2 separate regions of the Homo sapiens genome follow, and region 1 is linked to region 2. A link is a loop called in an ENCODE intact Hi-C map of the cell type or tissue named here. Cell type or tissue: endothelial cell of umbilical vein. All regions are shown on one strand. Links, peaks and the distances in the headings refer to the core of each region. The heading gives the core; the rest is flanking DNA. Region 1 overlaps COL4A1 (collagen type IV alpha 1 chain). Region 2 holds the start of MIR8073 (microRNA 8073).

Region 1 (9,274 bases), core at 495-8,494, 120 kb after region 2:
AATTTGCAAACTGTAACCCAGTTGGTCTGTTTCCACATCTTAGTTTCTAGCCGAAGATCTCAATATTTTAGTCTATTGACATTAAGTAGTTAAGAAAAAAAGGCAGGAAATGATACTGTAAGTTTAATCTTTAAAACGTCTACAAAGTAGGCATAGTGAAAATGGCATTAAATAAGGTCTTACTGATAGAAATTTTTAAATAATTGGGCCACACCTTGGATTGAAATATATCTCCATATTATCTTTTGAAAACAGGCTTGCCAACTTTATGAAGAGCATTGAGGTGAAGAGAGATTAGCAGCTCAGGGAAGACCATTTTTAAGTATTTATGAAGTAGCTATTTATTGTCTTAATTAAGCACCGGTATTTTGCATTGAGTTTGCAATTATATGCTTTTCTTATCTATTCAGTTTTAAAACCAAGATTTTAAGCAAAACACAAAAGAAAAAACTTCAAGATGTTGGCTTAATTTCTTTCTTTGGGTGACTGTATATGTTTTAAAGGAATTAATGGTGTTTACTTAAAAGAGATTAAAATTCAGTTATTTATTAATTTAGATTGATCTCACTACTGCTTTTTCAAATTAATGAGGTTAGGCTAATAGTGGGTTTTGTAAAACCTCCAGCTCTGCTGAGATTACCTTGTATTCTATGGGCAAAGTTGGTTTGTCTAGTTTTAACCTGGCAATTGTATATCTGGGAGTCAAGGGAACTGTTCTTATCTCTTAGATTCCAAGTATGATTAATGGAGTATTGAAATTATTGCAGCATGCTGGGGGAAAATGTTATCAGTGATAAGATACAGACAAGTAACTTGCTTGGGGGTAAGGAAGTAATCTGGGGATTTCAGACCGGTGTATGTCGTTAGCTACTTCCAGGCTAACCATGGAGGAGTGTGGTGGCTTTACTAAGACCCAGGCTGACCTGACAGAATAAATGGAATGTTCTATGCTTGAACTGCCTGAATTACAGAGATATTTATTAAGGAAAAAACACAAAACCTTGAGTATAAGATAAAGGGGGGAGTTTCTTGAAACTGTCATCTTTTTTAAATACTCAAGAAATTCCAATTTTCTTATGTCTGTCTTAGCCACAAAAACAGGAATGAGATACTTCCTGGGTCATGACTTGTGGGAACACTAGCAGTGTGGCCTTTTCATTCTCTTTTAAAACATTCTGTGGCTTCAGAGGAAATGCAGCTGGCTTGTTGGACATAGAAATCGTGAGAATAAACACAAAATATTTACGTGTTTAAAAAGCAGTGAAGTCAGACCAGTTTCTTTCAGAACCATTTGTACAGCATTTAACTGAATACTTGAGCACGTTTGATTTTTAAAATAATGCTGCCAGGTAAAACAGGCAGGTGGAGTCATCCCTGACTTACAGATGATGGCAAAGCTGATTTTCAGAGCGTCCCAGGGGTTGGCGCTGGAGCCAGCACCAGAATTCCAGGCTTAGGTTCTTTGCCCATCCATGCAGTGACTGAAGAGAGAGCATGAAAAGCAGGGCGCCCGGAGCTCCGCGTGCTCACCCGGAGTGCAGGTGCTTGTTTTTGCAGTCATTTGAAATTAAGATTCCTAAATCTGCACCCTCTTGTAGATTTATATCATTTTCTTGGGATCTTTCCTGAGTCACTCATGAAAATATTTTATTTTTGTTTATTTATTTATTTATTTTTTGAGATGGAGTCTGCTCTGTCACCCAGGCTGGAGTGCAATGGCATGATCTCGGCTCACTGCAACCTCTGCTTCCTGGGTTCAAGCGATTCTCCTGTCTCAGCCTCCCAAGTAGCTGAGATTACAGGCGTGTGCCACCACGCTGGGCTAATTTTTGTATTTTTAGTAGAGACAAGTTTCACCATGTTGGCCAGGCTGGTCTTGAACGCCTGACCTCAGGTGATCCACCCGCCTTGGCCTCCCAAAGTGCTGGGATTATAGGCGTGAGCCACTGCACCCGGCCCAGTCGTGAAAATATTAATTGAGTACCTACCCTGTGCCATCTGTTCGAAGTGCTGGGGGGAGGGAACGAGAGGGAATGCCAGTCACTGCCTGCTGGGTTCCAGCATCTCCTGGAGGTGCTATGTACGCGGCTCTGCACACCCTGGCAAGGGAACCGCAGGGACTACGGAACCACTCAGAGGATGGGGACCCTGGATGTCCCCTGGCAGGGCACCTGTAAAACCCAATTTTGATAAATAATTATATCTAACACATTTTTAAGGAAAAAAAAAAGAAAGGTTTTTCTTAATTGCCAATGAGCAATTCTCTCAAGGTTTAAACCTGAAGACTGTCTTGCATGCTTTTGTATTATTAACTATAATTCTTATCTTCAGAGTATTTCATCTGCAATTTTCAAGTTTACTTTTATCACAGACCAAAAAAAGAAAAAAAAAATCCATCACCTACCTTGTGGTGTTTCCTGCCTTTGCTGTGTCCTCGTTTTGTTCCACAACGCTGCCCCACACCCACATACATTATTAAGTTCACGTTAATAACATCCTCGGCTGTCTAAGTACTTAGGCACTAATTGGCATTTTTCAACATTTCTGTTAATGTAGAACATGTCTTTCGAACCCTCAGGGGCCTTGCTTTGGAGCTAATGAAAATAAAGCAAAGTGTCTTTATAAGAAAAAAAATTAGGTCAGGAGCGTTGGCTCACACCTGTAATACCAGCACTTTGGGAGGCCGAGGCTGGCGGATTACCTGAGGTCAGGAGTTCAAGACCAGCCTGACCAACATGGTGAAACCTTGTCTGTACTACAAATACAAAAATTAGCCAGGCATGATGGTGCACGTCTGTAATCCCAGCTACTTGGGAGGCCAAGGCGCAAGAATCGCTTGAACCTGGGAGGTGGAGGTTACAGTGAGCCAAGATCATGCCACTGTACTCCAGCTTGGATGACAGAGCAAGACTCCATCTCAAAAACATATATATTTTTTTCTTATACAAACTCAGAAGAGAGCTAACCTCTTATTGATATTTTGTTATCAATTATTTATGTTCCTGCAGTCTTTCTTCTTACCCCAAATCTTTTAACTAAGTCATGACCTAGAATTGTGATAAATTTCATGGAACTTCAAAAAAAAAGACGGTTGTGCTGGTGAGCAGAGGCGTGATTTCATGTGCAGACTCTCAGCACCTCCTAAGTGTGATCATTCCTGCAATGGCTGGAGCTCAAGTTGGAAGCATTCATTTATGCCATGTGCATTTCTAGGTCTTTGAGGATAGTATTCCATATATATTTTTTTTAATGGAGTAAGTAAAATCCAAAACCAAAAGTTAACCAAAGTGTTGGCAGTGGTGACTGGGCATTTCAGCCCCTGCCCTGGGTTAGGGCTCTCTTGAGGGACATTCCTCAGTTGGCTTCCCAACTCTTGGCAGGTCAGTACCAAGCCTCTAAAGTCTACACGGAGGCTGCCTCTTGCTTGGTGTGTCCTGCCATCCTTGGGGTGTCACCCAGGCAGGAACCCCCAGAGAGCTCTGTGCAACTTATTTGGAGGATGGTTTTGCTACCACTGGGCTTTTTCCAGCTTTGTCATATTAGATAAAGGCCTCCTGCTGTGCCAACACCTAGCTTCGGTGGCTGATTTTGGCCTCTGATTGCTGCAGTGTGCAACATGCACAACCATCCACACCGTCCATAGCTGCAGCAAGTGAGGTTCCAAGCCTGTAGCAGAACACTTGTTTTCTGTACTGTTTTTCTCGTTTTGAAGATGTTTTTAAAAATATATATTTGAGAAACAGAATGTTAGGTAGTAGGTTTAGAAAGAGGCATCTGTGATTTTGGTTTTAATGAGTGTTCATGCTGATAGGTTAAGCAAAGGAGAGAATGTTATCATCTTTTTTGGGATCCAAAAAACTGGATAGATTTTTTTTTCTTTTAGAATTGGCAAAACTCAGGAGAATGGACTAAATTACCTTAATGCATAAGTTTTCTATAAACTTATAGTGGAAGAAGACCAAAGAAGAACCTTTACATAAGTTTTACTGGCAGTGGGATGTTTAGCAGTGGTTTCTTAGAGACCTCCCTGTGATTACATTTGTATCTATTTTATGCATGCTTTGTAGAATGTAATTTTTTCAGTATTTTCTATTTCCATACAGCTATTTTAAAAATTGAATTTGCTATTTTTTCTGTATTGTCATTAGATTCAAATACTCTCCCAATTTATAAAATGGATGTGAAAATGCTATCCAGAAAATATCCATCATTCTCATTATTTATAGGCTGACCGCATTTACCTGTAACGCAATAGCCTCGATATTCAGGTTACTAGTTTTTATATTTAATTTTAATTAAATTTTGAATCCTAATTAAAAATATTTACCATAGAGTTCTTTTAGGCCATATCAAAGTGATTTCTCTCACTCCGCCCACAGAATGTGTTCAATGGCACTGAATATTTAATATTTTAATAGTAATATATTACTACAATGAATATTTAGGAAAAAGCCTTAATTCTTTTTTTTTTTTTTTTTTTTTTTTTTAAAGCAGAGTCTGGCTCTGTCGCCCAGGCTGGAGTGCAGTGGCACGATCTCGGCTCACTGCAAGCTCTGCCTCCCTGGTTCATGCCATTCTCTTGCCTCAGCCTCCCGAGTAGCTGGGACTACAGGTGCCCGCCACCACACCCGGCTAATTTTTTGTATTTTTAGTAGAGACGGGGTTTCACCATGTTAGCCAGGATGGTCTCGATCTCCTGACCTCGTGATCCACCCGCCTCGGCCTCCCAAAGTGCTAGGATTACAGGCGTGAGCCACCGCGCCCGGCCTGAAAAAGCCTTAATTCTTTAAGGTCCACCAGGGAGGTTTAGTTTATTTGGGGGAAAATGTATAGTCCCAGAGCTCCCTCTAGTGGCGAGCAGCTGCAGCCCACGGAGACTCCTCACCCAAGCCCTGATTGAGGCCGTTGGTTCCTCCGCCCGGGCCTGTCACGGGCTGGATCCACTGTCTGCCAGAGTTTGGGTTTTCTCCAGATCATTCAGTGTCTGAGTACTTCTTCAACAAGGGGGTGCTTGGCTGAGATCCCATGGGTGTGTCTGAGGTGCCAGGGCCCGCCGGGGAGGGTGTGAATGTGCCTGTTTCACATGAAGGCAGCGCTCTCGAATGTGCTGAGGGGTGCCAGGGCCCTGGGGTGCTGCTGTGTGGGTCGCAGGTGCCTGGAGGTGGATGAAGGGTGGGTGTCTACGGACGCCCCGACCAGGAGCTTGGCCCTTCACATGGGCATTTGAATGTGTTGTTGATGGAGCCCGGAGCCAGGAAAATACAAGTGTTTCCAGAGAACGCACTGTCTGCTGGTGTGGTTTGATGCGAAAACGGAATTAAGCTGTTGATGACAGACGCGCTGCCTGAGCGCAGGCACACGTGGAATCTGACTGAGCAGGTTCACAAGCCTTTGGAAAAAGATCATCATCATATTTTTCTTCCTTTCCAACGTGGAAATCTGACTGCTCTGGGGGACTGACTTAAAATGGTTCTGTTTAACAATATTTGAAACGGAGTACTGCTTTGGAGTAAGAATTAATGAGAGCATTTTGGACTGTTTTTTCTGAAAAAAGATAAGAAAAAACTCTTGAAGATAATAGTTGCCTCTGGAGACCTTTGCTGCTGCTCACAGCTTTACTGTGCGCTTCCATGAGTGAGTCTCCACTTTCATCATGGACAAATGTCTGGAACTTTGGTAAGATTTAAAGACCTTTGGAAATTTTTAAGATTTTTTTTGGCTGCCAGTAATTTATCAGCACTCAGTTCTCCTAGAACATTTTTACTGGATCGGGGACGTCAGATGGTTTGTTTGCTTTTGGATGGCTTTCGGGGAACTTTTAAATTGTTTATAAGAAGACCATACTGAGGGCCCCCTTGAGTTATTCTTGTGTTGAATGATAGTTCTTTAGAAAGTATTTTCTGAAGGACTCTTTTTAATTCATTTTTTTCTTTTAAGCTGATGTGCAAAGTGGATTTTCATGGATCAGAAAATATCTATGGTTTTATTTCTTTGTAAATGTGGATCTATCAGAAATATTCACTGTGCATCTCCTTTGTAACCATCGCCTTCTAGCTTTGGATTACATATGACTTGAGTGTTCAGCTCTGTCAGTCAACTTCATAGTGAATGTTAAAATTCATATTAGAATACTTGAGCCTAGAATTGTGCCAGAATTCATCATGGGCTCAGATAATGTTTCAACATCAGGATTTGTCCAATAGAAATCTCTCCTTGAACATGGACACCTGGAGACAATTCTGCATTAAATGCTATAGCTGCAGGCAGGCTTTCGCTGAGCACAGGGTGGACCTTCTTCATCACATGGACCTTATCGTGAGGGCTTGGGATTTTCCACTCAAGAATCCTGGGGCCAGAAGTCCAGTATAAAAGTTGTAGTCCAGGCTTGGCCATACGGAGGAAGGCATTTTCACTTCTAGTTTATCCAGCCCAGCTCCCACCCCTCAGACCCCAGCCACTGTTCTTTCGGCCAGGAGACTCCAGCACTGAGTTCTCTCCCATTCTTCACACAGATTTGCTCATCTCCATCATCGGCAGCCTTGGGAGTAGTCAGAACCAAGCTAATGATAGTCAGAAGGAGGACGGTGGAGGCCCATGAAATGAGGAACTTGCCCAAACAACCCCACGTGCTTTAGAAGAGGCAGGACAAGTCCCGAAGTCTCCTAGAAATAGAACAGCTCTCATGATATCTGAAAGTCATGGATTTTGAAAGATCAAAATTCAAAAGATAAAAACTTTGAATTTTGATCTTTTCCTGGGCTAGCATTGTGCGATAGGCAACTCTTGCAATGCCAGTCAGGAGCCACAAGCCGTTCTGGTTTTCACTTTTGATACAGAATTTGATAAATTACACAAGATATTAAACACTTTATTATAAAACAGGCTTTGTGTTAGACCATTTTGCCTAACGTAGGCCAGTGTTTAAGTTTTCTGAGCATGTTTAAGGATGGCTAGGCTAAGCTATGATGTTGGGTAGGTTAGGTGTATTAAATGTGTTTTTGAGTTAAAAATATTTTCTATTGGGCTGGGTGCAGTAGCTCACGCCTGTAATTCCAGCACTTTAGGAGGACAAGGCGGACAAATCACATGAGGTTAGGAGTTCAAGACCAGCCTGGCCAACATGGCGAAACCCCGTCTCTACTAAAAATACAAAAATTAGCGGCGCATGGTGGCACACTACTATAATCCCAGCTACTGCGGAGGCTGAGGTTGCAGTGAGCCAAGATAGTAACACTGCAATCCAGCCTCAGTGACAGAGTGAGACCCTGCCTCAAATATATATATATATATATGTATATGTATGTATGTGTATATATACACACACATATACATACATATATATACACACATATATATACATATATATACACACATATATATACATATATACACACACATATATACATATATATACACATATATACATACATACATATATATACATATATACACATATATACATATATACACATATATACGCATATATATACATATATACGCATATATACACATATGTATATACATATATATACACACATATATATACACATATGTATATACATATATATACATATATATACACATATATATATATATACATATATATATATATTTTCAACTTACAATGGGCTTATTGGGACATACCCCATCATAAGCTGAGGTGCGTCTGTATGTGCTGCTCAAGCTCTTGCGTATACCCACATAGTTGATGGAGGGCCACTGCACACATTTCCTGATATTCACTGTCTCAAGCTAGACGTCTGGGCTGGAGGGAGAAAATGAGAATTTCGGGAAGAAGATACAGATTTGCAGCCACGCTTTTTATGCATGATTGGTTTAATCTTTGCTGCTTTAATGTTAAATATTTAAATGCAAGAAATAATAGTAATGATAAATGTAGCTGCTAAGTGCAACAATCCACACTGTTAAATTTCATTCACATACTTCTAGTGAACACATATACATCCTTTTAAGAGTTCAGTTGTATGTCTCATAGAGCAAAGGAGAGTGAGCACTCACGCCTTCCTCTTAGGCAAAGCAGACCCTCTAGGGGATCTCCTTGCATCTGTCCCCCCTCAAACTGTGGTGGCAGTATTCCTGCCCTGACGTCAAGCCTCATGGTGTGGAGGGAGCTCCCGGCGGGGCCTCGCCACAGAGTTTTCCATGACCCCGCGGCACCCACCGCAGCTTTCCCACCCCTTTCCCAGCGGCGGCATTCAGGAAATGGTCCTGCAGATGTCTCTTCTGATGTCTCTTCTGATGGTGGTTGGGCTCAAGGAGTTGGCCTTGTGGAATTTCGGAAAGAGTTCTGCAGTCACCCACTGACTGTGACCCATCCTTGACATCATTTCCCTTTCACTGGATACTTGGTGAGCTCTGGCTTCAAATGTGAGGGCTTTCATTCCCTGAATGATTTGCAGTCTGCTCGTAAATGGAAATCTCGAGGCGCTAGATGACAGAAAGCAGCAGCAGGGCCATCGTGGTCCCGAACGCAGCTTGCCCTGCACCTCTCAGCCACTGCTGCGGACTCCAGCCAGTCTGGAATGGTGCCTAGAATGCTTGGACTGCAAAGGCGACGGGGGTCCTGTCCTGCCCAGTAACCTTTCACTACCTCTTAAAGTTTTTAGGATTCGTATGTGGAATCCTACCTCATGCTGAGCGTCATGTTATGCAATTGGCTAGTTCAGCATCCCATGACATTTTATTGAATTCAAACACCATGAATGAATAAAACAATTTCATTGCCTGTGAAGAAGTTACAGGGTTGAGGTGGAGAAGGAATTGCAGTTTCCCTGATAAGCATTGCTTGTTTCCCTTGGATGCACCCAGCACATGGAGGCTGCCATACCCAGTACACTCAGTGCTCAGTACCAAACCCGGTACCCGTACTCATTCCGTGCGTAGAGGAAGCCCCCGAGAGCTGGCAGCATCTCTGTGTGTGCTTCAGTCCATTGTGAAGATCCGTGATCCTAATATTTCAGATTGGAAAAATCCATTAAAATTTTGATTTAAAGATATGGATTCCATGTCAGCCACTGAAACAGGCCTTTGACAGTAAGAATTTTGATGACTGCTTATTCTAGGTATATTTTGTGTTAACATCAGTTTTTGTTGTTGGTAATTATATTTTCCCCCCACATTTAGAAGCTTCATGCTATTTTAACTTCAGCTGTCCTGGGTATTTGATTTGTATTTGAATTTCTGACTTAGCTATGACGGAAGCTTATTAGAGTATTTGCTTTCCTGAATCATGAACTTGTTTCTACAAGCATTG
Region 2 (9,274 bases), core at 626-8,625:
TTGAATCAGGTCTTACTCACTTGATTTCAAAAGTTAATCTTAAATGACTTTCTGTCTGGGATTCCCAAGGCTTTGAGTTACGCAGGAAACAACGCCCCAAAAGCCTCAAACAAGAAAGAGTTCTCTTTCTTTTCAAGTATTTTGATACTGTTCCTTCAGTACCCCAGGAAAGCTCCTCATTTCCAAATTCACCTCTCACTGGCCTTCATTGCTGGCTCCTGGCCCCCAGGTTGTGAGGGTGATAGAGGCAGCCCAGGATCCTGGCTGGGGTTGCCCAGATACATCAGCAGCGCCCCGGAGCTGGGTGTGGGCAGGATCCCAAAGCCCATCTTCTTGATGTCATCATGAAGTGGACACACAGCTGGCACTATTCTGAGAACTAACACGCACCCCAGCTACCTTGCAGAAGGTGGTCCCCCTGTGCACAGGTACACATGCCCAGGCACAGATGAGATGGAACAAGATGAGAGCCTGGGTGTTGCTATCTGACTCACGTGACTTCTGTCCCACACAGCAGCTGGGGGTGTGTCAGTGGACCAATTGCCAGAAACCACCTTCCCTTGCCCCCTGTCCTTCTCCACCCCTAATATAGATGGCCACCCTTCATGTTTTTGTAAATCACTAATGGCTGTCTAGGTCGGTACTTAGCTAGGTGGGTGCTTCTGGTATTAACCCTTTAGTTGAGAGCCCATATCAGGTTAAAAAGAACGGGTGAGGACGAGATGTGCATCAATGTGAGTCTGACTTTCTTCTTTCCCAGGTGAGTGGCTGGTGTGTTTGAGGAGGCCTCGACTGTACCCATAGGGAAGGTGAGGGTGTGAAGCCAGCATCTGCTGTCCTCTGATTCCTGCACCCCACTGCTTCCCAGGAACAGCAGGCTTCGCTTCTCCTGAGACCCGCCGACTGGGGTTCTGCTCCCCTGCATCCACTGTTCCCTCCACTTTCAAAGTCTCTTTTTCTTTCAACTACAGCGGAATGCTTAATCACTTATTTTACATGCTGAGGGAATGTGAGGATTTTCAATGCATTGAGTATGAACACCTCTGAAGTTCCATCCTCGCAAAGAACTTGCGTTTGTACACACTGTTCCTTCAGCTTGGAATGTCCTCCATACCCTCACCTTCCTTGTCAGTGTAGTCAAGACCAACTCAAACACACCAGCCACTCACCTTGGGAAGAAGAAAGTCAAATCACATTGATTCACATCTAGTCCCCACTCATTCTTTTTAAGAACAGGCTTTTCTGCTGTAACACAGTATATGACTGTTTCTGAAAAATTCTCACACTCTGCAAAACCACACAGCAAACCACCGAGGTCCATGGGAAAAACAGAGCTGGGGCAGACCACTCAATACCGATGCAACTTTGTAACTAGGGCCTTAATAAAATTGGTAGCAATCCTAATACAAATAATAGCACAGTTTAATGGACATGTTAACTTCTCAAGTAAAGAAATATTGCAGTAAATAAAACAGTTTATCTTGAAGAAAAGTGATGGCATAGTTTCATAGAAGGGGGTGTAAGGAAGTGCTGAGACTGCTACACTGCAGAGAGCAAGGACAGGATGACCAAAGATTGGGAAGAGCTGTGGAGAAAGCATTTCTAAGGAGAGTATGTGGCCTGAGCGAGGCAAGAGAGAGAATACTGCGGCCCTGGGGTCTCGTATAGAGTTCCATTCCTTGACAGTTTGCTGTGCTGATGTGTATTCTTCTACTTACCCTCAGCTATCCTGTTACTCAGTGGTACAAACACCATGCTGGGAAAAATGTCACGCATGAACTAACATGACTTCCATCTCATACTGACATCATTCTCTTCTGTTCCAATTACCTATCAGCAAGTATGAGTTAGAGGAGATGTGCTGTAACAAACAGCCTACTTCAATATTCTCTCATTGGCTACTCATTTAAACCTCAATGTTGTCGTCAAATAACTAATAAGAAAATTGGCTGCATAAAAGACCATCTTTTATGAAGGCTATTTGTCATGTCATCCTTTTAATAGCCTGAGGGATTTTGTTCTGTCTCCGTGTTGAGAAGAACAAGTTACAAGGAGCTTTTAACTCTTGTTCAAGAGGCCATCAATGTAATCATAGTTAGAAGTGAGTTTTCAGACTCATAGGTACACATGCAGTGAAGAGTTTCACATGTTACATTTAGAATAAATACCCTTACATATTTATGAGCTATGTTGTTTTTCTTCTGTTTCGTTAGGGAGAGAGTTCACCGAGACATCATCTAATATAAGCATTACCTCACACATTATCTACACTAAATTTTAATTATTTATACGGCATGCCAGTTCTTGGTATTCTTTGGCAATGAATGAAAATGTGTATGTGGTTAGTATTGGCATATAGGTCTAAGGTAAATATTTAGCCCTGTTGGTAATAAACAAAGTGGGTCCATCTCTTGAAGCTATTTATTCCAGAGAAGTACCTTCAGTTTAAGAGTTCTGTTCAAAACCTGCCCTCTGTGCTAAATTTGGGAGAAAAAAATCTGAAAAGCATGGAATGAAAGAGATCCAGGAATCCTTTTTCAGAATACAATAAGATTTCTGTTCTGGTTGGTGAAGACTGGTCTAGGCAAGGAAGGTCCCCGTTTGCATTGGCACACAGCAGCGCTGCGCTGCCCGGGCAGGCTCAGCCTCAGGTGCCTGCAGCTTTATCTTTGCAAACTTGACCATCAAAGTCCCAGGGGCTTTGGGGCCATGGACAACACCACACCCATGCGACAGCCACTTTACCTACCTGCTGGCCTGGCTTCTGGGTTAGAATTTCTGAATTTCTGCCCCGCCCTTTCTCCTGGAGGTACGCTGCCAAGTGAATCACGCCTGGCAGCTTTCAGACGGCGTGTACCTATGCCTTCCCACATCAGCAGGGATCGAGGATGCCTTTGCTGTGAACTCACACTCGGTAGTTTTTTCTCTGCCTGGAAGAAGGTCTGTGCATAAAATCTGCTCTAAGTCACAGCAGACGCCTACTCCTGGGGCCAGCAGAGGAGAGCACCCACTGGGTACGGACAGGCGCAGGCAGCACTCCGTTATTTGGGAGTGGATTATCTACCTGGATATTTCAACAGTGGATTTTCAATCCCACTCCTCTCTGCCCCTCACTAGGTTGTTGGGATTTTAATTCTTGTGTTCGATGGACAATCAGAGACCACACACACAGTCACTGCAGTATGAAGTTGCAAAGATTGCATGTTCCCTGGACTAGGTTAGACCAAGTTTTGGACGCTAACCTCTGTCGATAAGGCTAATTTGGAATTAGCATGCACACATTTTTAGGTTTGAGCACGATTTTTAGAGTCTCCTGAGTGTGAAATTTTAGGAGCCAGCTCTACCCTGCTCTCCTATACCAGTGCATGAAGACAGTTGATTTTTCTAGTCTTTTTACGCTTAATCTGGAGTGTTTGCAAGAAGATGGGTTCTTCCTGGGCTCCAGAGTGCTATGATGCTGTCTTGTGCCTTTGCCCTGCCCTAAGCTTCCAGTCGGGTGTGCGGGTCTCCAGTGCTGCAGATTTGGTTTGCTCTGAATGGCACTGTGTTTGGGAGAAACTTGATTTGCTTTGGACCAAGGGTGCCCGGGCTCCAGGCCATGTTTCGTGGGGGCGGTCTTGTGAGGAATGCTCATCCCACATGCCCTGCAGGGTCCTCATTTAAAAAATGGGTAGAACCTACTGTTCCTGCCTCCTGGGGTTGCCGTTAGGATGAAAGGAGATTAACCCACGGGAAGAGGTGAGGATAGTGCCCGGCTCCCGGCAGGAAGTACCCAGCATCCATGGTCCATGTTCTTAACCTGCATTTTATCATCTTCCCCTAGTGGGGGAAGATGCTGGTGTATTTCCATCTCACGATACAGACCTGGGGAACAGCAGGTGTCAACACTGTTATTGTTCAAGGAGATTGCTCTTTATGGAGACACTTGCATGCTTTAGGATTTTCACTGAGTAAGCATGCATATAATGCTGACTCTATATGGCTTCCAGAATTCACCTTAAAAGGGTCTTACTTGATTTAATGTTAAGTTCTAGGTACCATCAATTTCTCTGAAGTAAGATTTCAAAAGGAAAAAATTTAGTAAGCTAATTCATCTCTAATAAGTCAAATTCTTAGCTTTCTTTATTCTATCTCTCTCTTTCTTTTAAAAAATTCAATGAGTAGCTGGCTTAGGCACAATTTAAATGGCTCATCTATGCCGAATCTTGTACCCGAGGTCAACCAATGAGCCAGGGTCACTTGGGATCCAGGCCAAGATCCCCATTCTCTGTTCGTCACTATGAGCCTAAGATAAAAATTCGTGAGTCCTGTCTAAGCAACAAGGCTTGTAGTCCTCCTATGTATCAAAAGTGCTCTTATCATATTACAAACAACTAACATGCTGAGATTATAAACATCCACAAACGCGGACTTCCTCCAGTATTCTATGTGATGTCATCTGGCCCTTCTTTCATATCCGCTTTTATTATGCTCCTGTCCTTTCAAAACAGACTGTGTGCCACAGTACAACAAAAGCCAGGAAACGTCGGCCCTCTGGCAGCGAGACAGAGCTGGAAACAAGGAGAAACTGATAAAGCAGAAACACCTCCAGATGGAGAAGTAAAGAATCAATCCTGACACAGCAACTCAGCCTGGCGTCTTTAAAGCCGGTATCCCCTTACGCACACCTAAGGAAGGCTCCTGCTCTGCTCCTCTCAAAGTGGAGTTGTTACTGAGTTGTTTTCATCAGTGCAGGTGGACATTCCCCAGAAAACGTCCTCTAGCAAACACTTCTGAGAGTCTGCTAAGTGCTAAGATCTAAAAGCCAATAGGCAGGCCCCTTGTCCTTGGGAGAAGACAAGCCAGTGGCAGAAATCAACAGCCCTGAACAGTAAATCCTTAACAACACCTAATCAGCCACAAACTATGTACACCCAACCTAAGGCTCGTGAGTGAGTCCCACAGCCACCCTTAGTCACTGCTCCATAGGGGCTGGACGGCCAGCAGCTGGGATTTCTGGCTATGGGTGGGAACATGACAGAAAGCAGGGAACACAGAGCTTTGTGCAGGGCGGTGTTGGTCTGACACTCTACTGGGGAGAAGCCCGTCGTCCCGATGACGCCACGCGCTTGGATGTGTTTTAAAATGGGGTTCTGATGCGAAGGCAGCGCTGGCCACCGACCTGCTCAGTGAACACCGGAAGTGGCGGGCGGGCTTCTTTCCCTTCTCTGTCGTGATTCAGTGCTTCCTGTCACCCCCAGCACACCCCTCCCCACCCCTGGGGAAGCCACTGCCAGGAACCAGCTCCCTGACATACCATAAACAGTCAAACACTGACGACGCTCCCTGCTGCCAGGTCACTGAAATCTTTTCCCTTAATAGACAATACTCCTCCTCCTGTTGGGAGCAATCCACAGACGCCGGAACACGAGTCAGAAAGGAACAGAGTCCTCTGAAGTCCCCAGAATCGCATGGCTGAAAACGCCCCGAGAGTACCCAAGGGTCACACTCACACATGCAGAGCCTGAAGCAAGCGAGAAGCTGGGGTTTGCTCTCGGGGAACTTAACAGCCAAGGACATAGAGTGAGCTCGAGACCCTAAAGACTCTCTGTCCCTGTGCAGTTCTTTGTGCTTCGTAATGTCTTCATGAGCTACAGGACTGCTCTCCTTTCTTCCGCAGCTGCCCCAAAAGACTGGATCTTTCTGCCCCTGGGCTAGGAGAAGTACCCTTCAGAAGATGCTGCCAAAGGAACTCCCCAAGGTGGGGAGGGGATGAACCTTAAACATTTTCTTTCTACACTTCCACTCTTCTCAAGTCTTCTCATCCTCTTCCTTTATCTCTTTTTGTTCTTTTACATCTTTAGAATGAAGTCTTTGGAAAGGTGGATTTGCTGTATTTGTAGTCAGCTTACATGAGGACCATGGCCATATCTGTGGCTAGAGTAAATTGTCCTTGGCTGGGCGCGGTGGCTCACGAGGTCAGGACGTCAACACCAGCCTGGCCAAGATGGTGAAACCGCATCTCTACTAAAAATACAAAAATTAGCCGGGTGTGGTGGCGTGCACCTATAATCTCAGCTACCAGGGAGGCTGAGGCAGGGAACTGCTTGAACCCAGGAGGCGGAGGCTGCAGTGAGCTGAGATCAGGCACTCCAACCTGGGCAACAGAACAAGACTACATCTGAAAAAAAAAATTGTCCTCTTAGACTGGACTCTGCAGGGGCACCAGGTGCCCATTGGGTGAGAGGTTCTCAGGCTCTGTGAACCAGGAGGCCCATTTATTATCCACTCTACCTGTCACCCACCCTCAAGGATTCAAGCCATTCTGGCAATGTCATAAACCGCCAGGATGAACCTTCTTCCTTCCAATCAGTGTAAACAGTGTTACTGTTCTATACTGGGTTAGTTACAGGATACATTATGAGTTTATACAGCTTCATGGAGTGCCATTGTTCCATTTCTGGAATGCTTCTGAAGTGCCACAGACTGTCATTATTTGGATGGTCCAGGTTAGCAACTCCTCGGCACCGAGCACCTCTATTTTGACTCCTTCTTTGATTTTTTCCTCCCACCAAGTTTACTGAGCATCTATTATGGTCCCAGGTATTGTGCTAAGACTGAGGATACCAGGTTCAAAGATCAGATTTCCAGAACTGGAAAAGATGAGCAAGATGATTAATTCTGGGAGATCCCAGTCTTTTATTAATGAAGACCTACTTTTGACTCTGTTTTTGTTTTTTTTCCCCTATATCTGAGGCTTGTAGAGAAAGGGGCTGTGCTGCTGGAGGCTGAGGCTGACATGCACTCCCTCTGGCTCAGTCCTCACAATTGGGTCGGAGGCAGTAAACTCGTTTGAGACTGACCGGCCAGGCTTCCAAGGTCAGGGAAGCCCCTGCTCCCACGACATTCTTCCCACGAAAACTGGGTGCTACAGAGATTTTAGGGAACTTCCCTAAGATGAAGCCCCAAATATGCAAGCACCAGTGATTCCCTCCATCCAGGAATCTCATCACGATGCTATTGTGATAACATGCTGCCCCTCCCACACCTACTGTCCATCAGAATTCAGTCCTCTTTTCTCTAAACGAAGGCTTTCTGCACAAAAGGTAAAAGAAATCCAACTGTTTGGCCCATTTAAAATCAAGTCACTGAAGTTTCTCTGAGCTCAATCACACTCTTCATCTCTGAGGTTCATCTCTGTTCTTACCACATGATAACGTGAAAAAATAGTTTCTTAAAGAGCTGGCCCCATCATCTCCAGAAATGATGTTAGGGAAGGTCCGTGGAAGGCACAGGCCTGCAGTACTGAAGGCAGAGGCATAACTGCCAACCACAAGTCACTGATTACAATCCAAGAGCACCATTTTCTTCCTTTTATGGGGCATACGACTCTTCCAAACATTGTCCTGCAGATACTTAAGAAAACAAAACAAAGCCCCAAACAAAAACCCGAGCTCCTTACTCCACAAGCGTTGTGACCTCCCGGCTCAGGGCAGCAGCCAGTCGTTCTTGGCTGTGGGAGAGAACCTGGGAGGGCGGCGAAGAGCAGCCAGACATTTTTTCAGCTTGCGTCTTCAGGGGACAGAAACAAGGCATTCTTTCCTTCTGCAAATCCAGGCTAGCAGCTCAGGAAAACAATCACTCCTTTTCCCAGCTGCAGAGATGGCTGGATTGCCTTGGCTGCCTTGCACGTTTCTCCCCTAATCTTCCAGATAAACCATCCCTGGGGTCCCAGGTTTAGCTTCTCGGCAGAGGCCCGTTGTTTTCAGTGAGTGCTAACTGGGAAGGCCCAGGCCAGCTCCCTCCTGCTCTAGTAGAATTATCTGGGTTTAACGGGCTCCCTAGAGCCTCAGTGCTCTTCAGGGGGAGCATTTTACCCCCACCCCCCCCCACACACAACATTTTCTGTGTCTTTTCTCCTAGTTTTAATAGTTGGCCACATGGCTCAGTAACTGTGCCTCTCTCCTCTCTCTCTCTTTCTCTCTCTCTCTCCCTCACTGTTTTCCATTGCATTTTTGCTCTTTTTTGCCAGCTAATGGTAGAAGCTCACCATTGGAGCCTTCATATGCAGTAACTGCTCAGCCTTAACAGACTATTCCCTTCTCTCTTAAATTGATGAAAGACACTTTTTCTCTAATTATTAGAAACAACTAGTGAAATATTTATAGAATATAATAAAATGCACATGAAACAGACTCAACAAGGGATCACGGAAAGATCTAATTTAAAAATCAGCTTAGGATCCAAGTGAGCAATACGCAGTTCCTATCACGGTGGCATAAATGGTTCCTTTGGAGAGTTTTGTGTGATTCCAGAATACTGTTAATCCACACCCCTGGCCTCATTAACCTACAAAGCAACAAGAAAAGGAACTTCAAGCCCTTGGCATCATGCTGTTTACTTTCAATGCATGTTCATTTAGTGAATATATGCTCACTGCATATATTTTAGTGAGTACATATATCTTCACAAGTATCAATGCTCTCTCTATTTTTAACAGTTAAAAAGTGCTTTTCCCAAAGCTGTCCTGAAAAATGTCTTGGGGACACAGACACACACAGCAGAACCTGCTGCAGGGACTTCCCTGGGACAGGCAGACTTCAGATTCTTAGAGCCTCCAGCACTGTGTCAGAGGGCTGCTTGCGGTCAGATGTGGAGCAGGACCTTTTGGATAGCAAGGGTGTGGCTAAGGGGGAACATCAGCCTAAGCCTTCAAAAGCCCCCAGTCTGGACACCATGGGCCATGCTTTGTGAATCCCAAGGCAACCCTCTCTGAGCCTGCCACCAGTACATCCGCCCTCTGACGCTGGTCCAATCTCACTTCCACTGCCCATCAGGAGCTTCCTGCCCATGCTGCTCTGGCTCGAGCCTGGCAACAGCTTCCAGCCTTGGCAGATGCCGCTGGAACGCTTGCTGGGACCATCACTCTGGACTCCACTGCCCATCAGCTGTTGAGCCCTCACTGGCACTTATTAGTTAGGAAAGCCCATTTTAAATCTTACGTTTATGATTCCAAACAGCAGGGTACAGTGTCCTTCACACGAGCCCAGTGGTTTCCAAACTTGGCTGTGATCAGCATCATGCCGGGTGCTTCTAAAACTTCCGGCGCCCATGCCCCATTCCAGAACCGCGGAATCAGAGCGCCAGGACTGCAACTGTCACTGGCCTACAGGCTTACGGATTGAATGCAGTGAGCATATATTATACGTCCTACGTGTACAAAACAGCATCAGCATCCATAGATAAACGCAGTCTGTTTTCCTCATTTCCCCTCATTTCTCCTTGGAACTTTGAA

The links. Hi-C counts contacts between places; a loop is a spot of excess contacts. Peaks named below come from ENCODE experiments on the same cell type or tissue, not always from the same donor. Only the 100,000 strongest peaks of a DNase experiment are listed, where the experiment ranks them.
Region 1: it touches region 2 in a loop (4-fold over the local background); 2 of 110 quality-filtered maps call a loop at or near these places.

Annotation. Positions count from the first base shown.
Region 1 is chr13:110,217,986-110,227,259 of GRCh38, reverse strand. The region is part of intron 2 of COL4A1 (collagen type IV alpha 1 chain); the gene reads left to right. Among named protein-coding and RNA genes, the nearest start is that of COL4A1, 85 kb to the left of the region's middle. In endothelial cell of umbilical vein, for the core only: a CTCF peak has its summit at 4,869 (motif pointing left); DNase peaks (open chromatin) are centred at 929 and 4,839; H3K27ac peaks cover 1,075 bases.
Region 2 is chr13:110,337,031-110,346,304 of GRCh38, reverse strand. The region is part of intron 3 of COL4A2 (collagen type IV alpha 2 chain); the gene reads right to left. It overlaps MIR8073 (microRNA 8073), which reads right to left and starts at 5,347; the gene lies at 5,276-5,347. RefSeq lists enhancers at 2,204-3,152, 3,153-4,102, 7,646-8,147 and a silencer at 5,174-5,243. In endothelial cell of umbilical vein, for the core only: no CTCF peak of the experiment used is centred there; DNase peaks (open chromatin) are centred at 4,494, 5,084 and 7,474; H3K27ac peaks cover 4,591 bases.